Linked DNA regions of Homo sapiens: region 2 is linked to region 1. A link is a loop called in an ENCODE intact Hi-C map of the cell type or tissue named here. Cell type or tissue: endothelial cell of umbilical vein. All regions are shown on one strand. Each heading gives the region's core, and the rest is flanking DNA. Links, peaks and the distances in the headings are about the cores only. Region 1 has its middle 76 kb from the start of MIR10522. Region 2 has its middle 66 kb from the start of MYO10.

Evidence for each region. A loop is a pair of places that touch in the nucleus more often than their neighbours do. Peaks named below come from ENCODE experiments on the same cell type or tissue, not always from the same donor. Only the 100,000 strongest peaks of a DNase experiment are listed, where the experiment ranks them.
Region 2: it touches region 1 in a loop (5-fold over the local background); 1 of 110 quality-filtered maps calls a loop at or near these places.

The regions. Positions count from the first base shown.
Region 1 is chr5:17,076,827-17,082,206 of GRCh38, reverse strand. No RefSeq gene overlaps it. Among named protein-coding and RNA genes, the nearest start is that of MIR10522, 76 kb to the left of the region's middle. In endothelial cell of umbilical vein, for the core only: no CTCF peak of the experiment used is centred there; DNase peaks (open chromatin) are centred at 2,476 and 4,276; H3K27ac peaks cover 3,654 bases.
Region 2 is chr5:16,999,137-17,004,516 of GRCh38, reverse strand. No RefSeq gene overlaps it. Among named protein-coding and RNA genes, the nearest start is that of MYO10, 66 kb to the right of the region's middle. In endothelial cell of umbilical vein, for the core only: no CTCF peak of the experiment used is centred there; DNase peaks (open chromatin) are centred at 2,876 and 4,026; H3K27ac peaks cover 2,462 bases.

The DNA.
Region 1 (5,380 bases), core at 103-5,102:
CTCCCAAAGTGCTAGGATTACAGGCATGAGCCACCACACCTGGCATTATTTTACTTATTTAGAGACAGGTCTCATTCTATTGCCTAGGGGGGAGTTCAGTGGCATACTATCTTGGCTCAAGGTAGCCTTGACCTCCCGGGCTCAAGCAATCCTCCCACCTCAGCCTCCCCAGTAGCTAGGATTACAGGCATGTGCCACCAACCATGCCCTGCTAATTTTTGTAGAGACAGGGTTTTACTATGTTGCCTAGGCTGGTCTTGAACTCCTGGGCTCAAGCGATCCTCCCACCTCAGCCTCCCAAAGTGCTAGGATTACAGGCGTGAGCCACCGCACCTGGCTTCTGCTATTTTAGACATTAGAAAAGCTTCCTTGGCTGGGCTATTCTAATAGGTAGGCAGATCACGAGGTCAGGAGATCGAGACCATCCTGGCTAACACGGTGGAACCCTGTCTCTACTAAAAAATACGAAAAATTAGCCTGGCGTGGTGGCAGGCTCCTGTAGTCCCAGCTACTTGGGAGGCTGAGGCAGGAGAACAGCATGAACCCGGGAGGTGGAGCTTGCAGTGAGCCAAGATCGCGCCACTGCACTCCAGCCTGGGCAACAGAGTGAGACTCCATCTGAAAAAAAATAAAATAAAATAACTGCAGGAAGTTTTTTTAAAAAGTTCATGTGTGTGCCTGCATCTGTTCTCAAATCTGTTCTCAATTACTACACACGAGACAATAAATACTTCTTCTTTTATGTTATAAGCAAACAATGAGGGGGAGAAGTAACTCTGGCTCATGGGCATTATTTTCATTCTCTAGTAATCAGCTCCACAAGTTTCCAAACCAGATTTCTTCCCAATAAGAATATAATGAACCTCGCTCCCCTCTGTAAGAAAGGAGGTTGAGGGAAAGCCCACGTTCTGGTCTGGCCTAACCTTACACTCCATGGAAGAATGTGGTAGAGTGATGGCAGAGTGGGAATTCCTCTTCCTTCTGTTGCTGCCTCCTGGTGTTTTCATCTTTTGAATGTCACGGCCTGGCCAGGCCAGCAGTGGAGGAGAAGTAGGCTCAGGAGCCAAGCTGAGGGACCTGAGAGCTCATTATGGACACTGTCTCCCCAACCCTCGCCTCCCACTGCTGCACCATGAAGGAGCAGGACTCCAAAAAAAAGAGGCCCGGTGTGCAGGAGCTCTCAGTGAGGGGGTGGTACAAAGGAAGAGAAAAAGGCGGAGCGTGGTTGGCTCATGCCTGTAACCCCAGCACTTTGGGAGGCTGAGGCAGGTGGATCCCTTGAGCCCAGGAGTTCCAAGACTATGTTGCCTGGGCAACACAGTGAGACCCCATATCTAGTAAAAATTTAAAAATTAGCCGGGCATGGTGGCACACACCTGCAGTCCCAGCTACTCGGGAGGCTGAGGTGGGAGGACTGCTTGAGCCCAGGAAGTCGAGGCTGTCGCGAGCTGTGATCCTGCCCACTGCACTCCAGCCTGGGTGACAGAGAGACCCTGTCTCAAAAACCAAAACAAGAAAGGGAGAGGAAAAAAAGGAGGAATCAGTGGGAAATATTTGAGGGCCTCATCAGGTAGTAATTATTAATTTGGGCGGCTTCTTGTTTCAAGGAAACACGCTTGCTCTGTCAACACCACTGTTGCAATAGAATTCTATGTGTTTAAGCCTGCAAGATGCAAGCAAGAGCTTGCAAGCCTGCACCTTTTAAGTTTTTCCAATCTTCCAAGGTAACCATTTTATTTTAAAACAAAGCTATCGTCGGTCCCCTGGGTGTTTTTAGATGTCTTGCAATGTGGCATCTTCTGGAAGCTCAAGGTTTTACCAGGAGATGATTCACACCCAGCCAATGTCATCCCATCTTCAATTTACTAATGGATCTCATTTCACAACTGGGGATTTAAAATATGGAAAGACTTCAGACAGCTTGTTTGCACATCAGAATCAGAGACAGCCCCACGCCTCCATCTATACCCTTCTCACATCTTCAGAACCTACCTTTCTGAGGTTTATTGAATGGATCGAATAAAATGTTCTTATTGTCACTAAGCAGGGATATACCAGGGTAACTTTATCTAAAATTATTTCGTTCATCAAAGACAACTCCTGCCCCTCTCAAGCCAACCCACACTGGTTGCCTTGTGAACTATATTTTTAATTTAATGTAAATAATCGTGATAGTGATGGAACAGGCTGAATAAGCACAACCTATGCTGCTTTATCCTTATGATGTAGAGAAGAATGTCTTTTAAGGGACCACATATTAAAATGGAAACACAGTGCTTTGTTTAGTCTAATGCCAAGGGGAATGAAACAGAAAGTGGTTCCTAGGCTAACAGCATCCAGAGCGCTTTGTAAAAGGTAGTTTTGCAGTCCATGGAAGCCAGTTGACCTGGGAAGGAAGCCTTGGTTTCCTCTTTGTGCTGATTAAGAGTCCAGCGCTTCAGAGTGCAGTTCCAGACACGGAAGGAAGATCTTATCGCAGCTTTTGGAAAAGCTCCATTGTTACAGCGGTCTTGTTTCCTTCACACCGAAAAGCAAGAAATAACATTGAAGACTCATTTTGGTTTGTAATCTGTTTGGATCCAAATGTTCATTCCTTACGGAGATTTTCTGAACCTATGAGAATATTTCACAGGATTGATGACTAATGCAGATACTCTAAAGATGAGATCCATCAATAAAATTTTAATCTCTCAATCACCTGGTACTCTTGATTGTACCTGTACTCACAAGCTGTAAATTGATATAAGCTCTAAACCATTTGTTATTCCTTGCCAATAAAATATGACATTAAATTAGGTTCTACTACTAGTTTAAGCGGAGCTTTCTTCAATTTGGTGTATCTATATATACATTGTTGATCTAGTTCTATTGGAATAAGAGTTAAGAATATGGCCTCCAGAACATCCACTTCCGATATTTGGAACGTGTTAATGTTTTCTTTGTGGCCAATTAATGACTGAATCATCTAAATGCCCAAAGTCACAAAAGAACATATATTTTCTGCTGGATATAAAGTCATGTATAATGTTGAGGTTGTTTATTATATTTTTTTCAAACCTTATTTTTCCTTATTTTTATCTGCTTGGCCTAGTAAACTCTGAAAGAGATATATTACAATGTCCTAGAATAATTTGTTTGTTTTTAAGTTATCTTGACATGAGTTTTTGCTTTATGTATTCGGCTTTTTTCCTGCTTTGGCATAAACATGACTGTAATACATTCTTGCGGCTTATACACTTTTATCATTAAATAATCTTTCTCTTTGTCCCATTTAATAGGTATGGATGTTTTCATTGAAGCTCTACAGCTTCAAACCTTGTATCAAACCATTTGGTTAAATGACATGACGGTTAGTTATCAAATGTAAAAAAGCAATATTTTATCTGAATTATTATGGACAAAGACTGGGAAAAAATTGAGTTGTCATGTTAAAGAAGTGGATTATGAGTTAATTATTCCTTTTTTTTTTTTTTTTTTTTTTTTGAGATGGAGTCTTGCTCTGTCGCCCAGGCTGGAGTGCAATAGCGCTATCTCAGGTCAATGCAACCTCTGCTTCCTGGGGTCAAGCGATTCTCCTATCTCAGCCTCCAGAGTAACTGGGTTACAGGCACGCACCACCATGCCCGGGCTAATTTTTGTATTTTTAGTAGAGATGGAGTTTCACCATGCTGGCCAGGCTGGTCTCAAACTCCTGATCTTGTGATCCACCCGCCTCGGCCTCCCAAAGTACTGGAATTACAGGCATGAGCCACCACGCCCGGCCTCCTTAGGTTTATTTTTTATCCTGATTACATTTGTTTAATCAACTGAAGTAATTTCCAAAATAAATGAATAATGTTCTGATTTCTGGTCAACATTGATAGGAATAGGGTAAAACCCATCAACCCAGAAGACAAAACTTACCTATTATTATCTCCACCTTCCCTGCCATCTGTTCCTTATCTGTCTGTCATCAAACAATTTAATTTTGAAAATAAAGTAGGTGTGTCTGGCTACTGCCTGTGGGTGATAGTGAATTTCGTTAGAGTCAGCCGCATTGTTTTTCGGGAGGCGAGGAGCCATCTCAGTTCTAGAGCTGGAGGAAGAAGCAATCCGTGTGATTCTCTGGCTTCCTCTTAGTGACCTCTCTCCTGCTGCAGGGAACAGCAGCACTTCAGTTCAAAAGGCTTGGAACAAACTGATCCTTTTTGTAAATAATAGAAATAAGTTGAGGCTTTACAGACTAGAAGCTACAAGGCGTTCTTTCAGTTGATAAGCTAGTAAGTCAACACTGCTTTACTTTTTACTTGACTTTATGAGAAATGGCATAACCTCAGCTGCACTCTCAAGCAACAGCATTTTGTCAGTAGAAGAATATTGTCAGTACACAGCCATGGCCTCTTCCATCCTTTAGGCAAAGAACATATAAAAGGTTACTATTTCCAATATTCTACTGCCCTAGAAATGGCAGTAAATGCATTTCTACCCATTGTACACTTAGGCAGGGGCAATCAAAGCAACGCTGTCCGTAAATGGCCTTTTATCATTTTTGGTGACAGCTGGAAGGAAGTCTTTAGAAATTTCTCTAAAGGGTGCGGTAGGATGTCAAAGGAATTCTAACTTTTAGCAGGAATCTTGAATGTGCCAAGTTCACACATGGCTGCAATATGTTTAATTCTTAATCAAGTAAATGGAAACAAGATGGTCCGAGGGACTGCAGAGGGTACCCATTCTATTACCCCAGATTAAACTCTTTACGCTTCTCCAAAAGTATTTGGAGATTAGTTGTTTTTTTTTTTTTTTTGAGACGGGGTCTCACTCTGTCGCCCAGGTGCAGTGGGGCAGTGGTGCCATCTCAGCTCACTGCCAACTCAACCCTGCCTCCCAAGCCCAAGGGATCCTCCCACCTCAGCCTCCCAAGTAGCTGGTACTACAGGCACGCTCCTCCACACCCAGCTAATTTTTGAATTTTTAGTAGAGACAGGGTTTCACCATGTTGTCCAGGCTGATCTCAAACTCCTGAGCTCAAATGATCCTTCCGCCTTAGCCTCCCAAAATGCTGGAATTACAGGCATGAGCCTGGCCTACTTTTTATTTTTTTTTAACTACATACCAAATACCAAATAGGAGTTTCTAGATATAGATCACCTGAGGAAAAACGTACAGAAAAAAGTAATTAATGCTAAATAATGATAATAGAATTTTATGTCTCTATCTTCTTACAACCTATAGCAATGAACCTGGAACTCTTAGTGCATCAAGACGTTTTATTTGATTACATGAAACAAATTGTCAGAGGCTGATTTTTCCTCTCTGTCTCCCAGAGTCTCATTCTGTCTCCCAGGCTGGAGTACAGTGGTGCAATCTTGACTCACTGCAACCTCTGCCTCCCAGGATCAAG
Region 2 (5,380 bases), core at 276-5,275, 78 kb after region 1:
ATCTGGGCCAGCCAGTGTCTCATTGGAGGGACTAGGGGGACTCAAGGTCACACCCGAGTCCACCTCACAGCTCAGAGGTGACCCTTATTTCTACTACTATTAATGCTTTATGTCACCAACCAAAAGCAAACAGCTGATTTCCCTTGGGACTAGACTTAAAAGGGACGTTTACAAAATATCCACAGTGCAATGTTTCTTTAATGTTCTATTTTAAGTTAACCTGCGTGTGTGTGGGTGTTTGGGGAGGGGGGTGTTGTGTGTATGTGTATGTAGTTTACACATCCTGTATACAGTGGTGGGAATGTATTCTTTTCTTGTCTTTTTTTTTTTTTTTAAGAGACGAAGTTTCACTCTTGTCGCCCAGGCTGGAGTGCAATGGCGCGACCTCGGCTCACTGCAACCTCTGCCTCCCGGGTTCAAGCGATTCTCTTGCCTCAGCCTCCCAAGTAGCTGGGAATACAGGCACCTGCCACCATGTCCAGCTAATTTTTGTATTTTTAGTAGAGACGGGGTTTCACTATGTTGGCCAGGCTGCTCTCGAACCCCTGACCTCAGGTGATCCACCCAACTAGGCCTCCCAAAGTGCTGGGATTACAGGTGTGAGCCACCACGCCCCGCCTCTTCCCTAGTCTTTTAAGAAACATAAACTCTGTATGCATCATGTCTAATAGGTACTTCTGTTTGAGACTTGAGGTACAAAATTGTTTTAATAATGACTTAACCTTGAACTAATTTTGAGTGTTAAAGGTTTCACTCCATACTAGAGAATAAAGTTGAAAGGGTTTTTTTTCTAAGTGAATGACCAAAGCATTATTTTGCTAAAGCAATAAACCTCAACTGTAAATCGTGCCATGCACTAAGTAGGTCACTGAAAACTAAAATGATATCAGATGTAGTCTAGGATTTCAGTTTAGCAGGATTATCTTTTCTAATTGCTGTTAAAATAAAACAACTACTTTTACTAAAAGCTTGGGGGTATGCTAGAGTGTTTTTAAAGCTATATTACAGCAAAAAAAAAAAAAAATTCTTCCCATGACAAGTTTTTATAAAAATGCTTCCATTCACCTTACTGCCTTAGAAAAATTATACACTGGATAGAATTTTGACTTTAAAGGTTTAGAGCCCTGGGATGCCACATGGGCACTGTGAATAGAATTTTCAATCAAGAACATAGTGAAACTCCATCTCTACTGAAAATGCAAAAATTAGCCAGGCATCGTGGCGCGTGCCTGTAGTCCCAGCTACTCGGGAGGCTGCAGGGGAATTGCTTGAACCTGGGAGGTGGAGGTTGTAGTGAGCATCATGCCACTGCACGCCAGCTTGGGCAACAGAGCGAGACTTCGTCTCAAAAAAAAAAAAAAAAAAAAGAATTTTCAATCAGGAACTGTCATGCCCTTCCTGGAAGTACTAGGAACACCACTGAATAAGCAAAGAATAAGTGAGAGAAGTTTCTTCTTATAGATCCCAGCTAAAGAAATGATAGAATTTGAATAGGACCACTTTATAACCCCAATAAATGGAGGGACCTGCCCATTGAGCATGAAGGGTTGAGAGCATCTCAAAAGTAGAGACAACCAGATATTGCACGTCTCCTGCTGGCAATGCCCCGCACTGTCTACAGAGTAGTCTTGCCCTACCCCACTCCCTCAAAAACAGCTTGAATCTGAACAAGCGTCTAGACCTAAATAGATATTTATAGGAAATATAAGAGAGAAAAATGTTATAGAACACCAAGGAGATGCCATCAGCAAAACTCATTTATGAAAAACTCTGCAAGATAAATAATCCAGTTTCCTCGGCAAATGAGTTACAAGGAATTAAGAAAAAGAAAAAGTGCCAGGCACATTGGCTCATGCTTATAAGGAGGACAAGACAAGAGGATGGCTTGAGCCCAGGAGTTCAAGACCAGCCTGGGAAACATAACGAGACCCTGTCTCTACAAAAAAATTTAAAAATTTAGCCTCATGTTGTGGTGTGTGCCTATAGTCCCCGCTACTTGGGAGACTAAAACAGAAGGATTACTTGAGCCCAGGAGTTCAAGGCTGCAGTGAGCTATGATCATGCCACTGCACTCCAGCCTGGGCAACAGAGTGAAACCCTGATCCTGTCACCCAAAAAAAAAGGAAAACTACATAGGTTAAGAGACAACTACTCATCACAAGGTGACCTTATATACTTCTTGATTCAAACAAACCAACTAAAAGAAAAATTACATAGATGAGGAGATTGAAAACCCCCGGATATTTTTATCATAGTTAAGCAACAATTGTCATTTGTTTTAGAAATAATAATGGTATTTTGATTATGTTGAAAGAGAAAATCCTTATATTTTGAAGACACAGACTGAAACATTTACAGATTTTTAAGAATTAATTTCTTATTTGACAAAGGAGGTATGTTCTGGGATTACTTCCTCAAAGAATTATGACTCTTTCCTCTTCCCCACCCTGAGCTAAAGTTCCCCTCCATCATATTTCAGTACTACCTTGTGTATATCTCCATCTTTGCACCTCCATGTTGCATAATAATCTGTTCATGTGAGTGTTTCTACCACTAGACCGAGCATCATTAGGTCGGTGATCATGCCATAATTGATTTGGTTTCTCCAATTCCTGACACATGGTGAATCAATAAATGAATGAATGCATGAACAATTCATTAACACCAATATTTTATTTTCAGCTCTACATGCTTATAGTAGCCAGGAGTTTCAAACTCCCCAATGCAAATGATGAATGGTTTCTGATTCCCAAGCTATAGAATTACCAAACAGCTTTCAGTCTCACTGTTTTAGCCATGTCTTCCTCCAAAGAATCGATGATTAATAGTCATAATAGCCAACTTTTATAGCCCACTTCCTATACACTGGGCACTGTTCCGAGTACTTATGTTTTAAATAATATTTTCATTACAGTCCTTTGACGTAAGGCCTAGTCTGATCATTCTCATGTTAGAGAAGAGAAACTGAAACACAGAGATGTGGGTCAGTGTCCAAGGTCTCTCATAAGGGGCAGACCTGGGATTCATACCCAGGAAAGCTGCTTCCAGAACATCTTCACTTGACCATGCTCAACAACCTCCCTAAGATAACTAGAGCCTTGCTAACCTAGTAGGTGTGGACTTTGCAGAAAGCTGCGTCTCTGGGCCATTGCAGTTCCAAGCACTTGATTCATAAGTGATCACTTTATTCATGCCAAAAAACACTATGAAATAAAGGCAACCTTAGGAAGATAAATAATCAGTATCAGAATAATGTAAGATAAAATACCATAGCAGAAGACTGTAAGATTGTCTTCAGATGTTTTGGGGGTTTTCTGTTTGTTTGTTTTTTGTTGTTGTTATTTTTTGTTTTGAGACAGAGTCTCTCCCTGAAGCCCAAGCTAGAGTGCAGTGGCACAATCTTGGCTCACTGCAACCTCCAATTCCTGGGTTCAAGTGATTCTCGTGCCTCAGCCTTCCAAGTAGCTGGGACTACAGGAACCTACCACCACACCTGGCTAATTTTTGTATTTTTAGTAGAGATGGAGTTTCGCCATGTTGGCCAGGCTGGTCTTGAACACCTGACCTCAGATGATCCACCTGCCTCGGCCTCTGAAGGTGCTGGGATTACAGGTGTGAGCCACAGCTTTCAGATGTTTAGTCAATCAAATTACTTCCCACTTCAGTACAGACATTTTGCCCAGCTAGTTAAAGAGTATTTTCTCGGGATGAGATCAGATGTGGCATTGACCCCATACATAAGACACCCATCATCTGACTGGGAACAAAAAATGAATTCCCAATTTAGCTCTTTCCTTGTGCCTCCTGCCCCATCTGGATACTGCTTCTTTCTTGGAATAATATCACAGTTAATCAAGGTTACAAAAACACGGAACATTCCTCCCTCATTTGAGGAATTTGGGATTGGTCAAAATCATTGTTGAACAAAATATCTAAGACAGAATGGGATAGAATTTACTTGATCTTTCCTTTTTTTCTTTTTCCAAGGAAGAAAGAGTCTCACTGACTCCAGGATTCTTGGCTTAGCCATTACTCAAGCCACAAATACTTCAGTTATCCAGTGAGTCAGCAGCCTTCAACCACACTTTTAAATAAAGGCCTTCTATCATGATATTTTTCATATGTGTTTTACTCCCTGTTGTATACCCTATAAATGCTAAGCTGTTACGATTTTTTTTTCCTCTCATTTCTTTCTGCGGAGATAGACCTGACATTTCTTTCAAGAAGACTGTTACTTATTTTCTACTAAGACTCAAACGACAAACTTTCTAGTGAATTCAATTGGGAGCTTCTTCTGGCCAATTCTAGCATTATTCTTTTTTTTCTCTTTTTTTTTTTTTTTTTTTTTTTGTTAATTTTTCTTTTTTTTCTTTGCAGACGGAGTCTCACTCTGTCGCCCAGGCTGGAATGCACTGGCACGATCTTGGCTCACTGCAACCTCCACCTCCTGGGTTCAAGCGATTCTCCTGCCTCAGCCTCCCAAGCAGCTGGGATTACAGGCATGCACCACCAGACCCAGCTAATTTTTTTTTTTTTTTCTGAGACGGAGTCCTGCTCTGTCACCCAGCTCCAGGGTTCAAGCAATTCTCTTGCCTCAGCCTCCCAAGTAGCTGAGATTACAGGCTCCCGCCACCATGCCCAGCTACTTTTTCTGTATTTGTAGTAGAGATGGGGTTTTGCCATGTTGGCCAGCCTGGTCTCAAACTCCTGACCTCAGGTGATCCGCCCACCTCAGTCTCCCGAAGTGCTGGGATTACAGGCGTGAGCCATCGTGCCCGGCCTTTTTTTTTTTTTTTCCCTACCTTATTGTGGTACAACATGCATATATAAAATATACAGTTTTAGCCATTTTTAATTATACAACTCAGCAGCATTAAGTACATTCACACTGCTATGCAACCATCACCACCATTTATCTCCAGAACTTGCTTCATCTTCCCAAATTTAAACTGTGTATCTCTTAAATTCAAATTCCTATCCCCCAACCTAGGCCTAGCAACCACCATTATACCTTCTGTCTCTCCTAATTTGTTCTTTGCTATTTCGATGGTTTTAATAAATGTAATTGGCCGGGTGCGGTGGCTCATGCCTGTAATCCCAGCACTTTGGGAGGCCGAGGCCGGTGGATCACGAGGTCAGGAGATCGAGACCACGGTGAAACCGTGTCTCTACTAAAAATACAAAACATTAGCCGGGCGTAGTGGCGGGCGCCTGTAGTCCCAGCTACTCGGGAGGCTGAGGCAGGAGAATGGCGTGAACCCGAGAGGTGGAGCTTGCAGTGAGCCGAGATTGCACCACTGCACTCCAGCCTGGGTAACAGAGTGTGACTCCGTCTCAAATAAATAAATAAATGTATTAATCATGATAAGGGCAGTGGGTT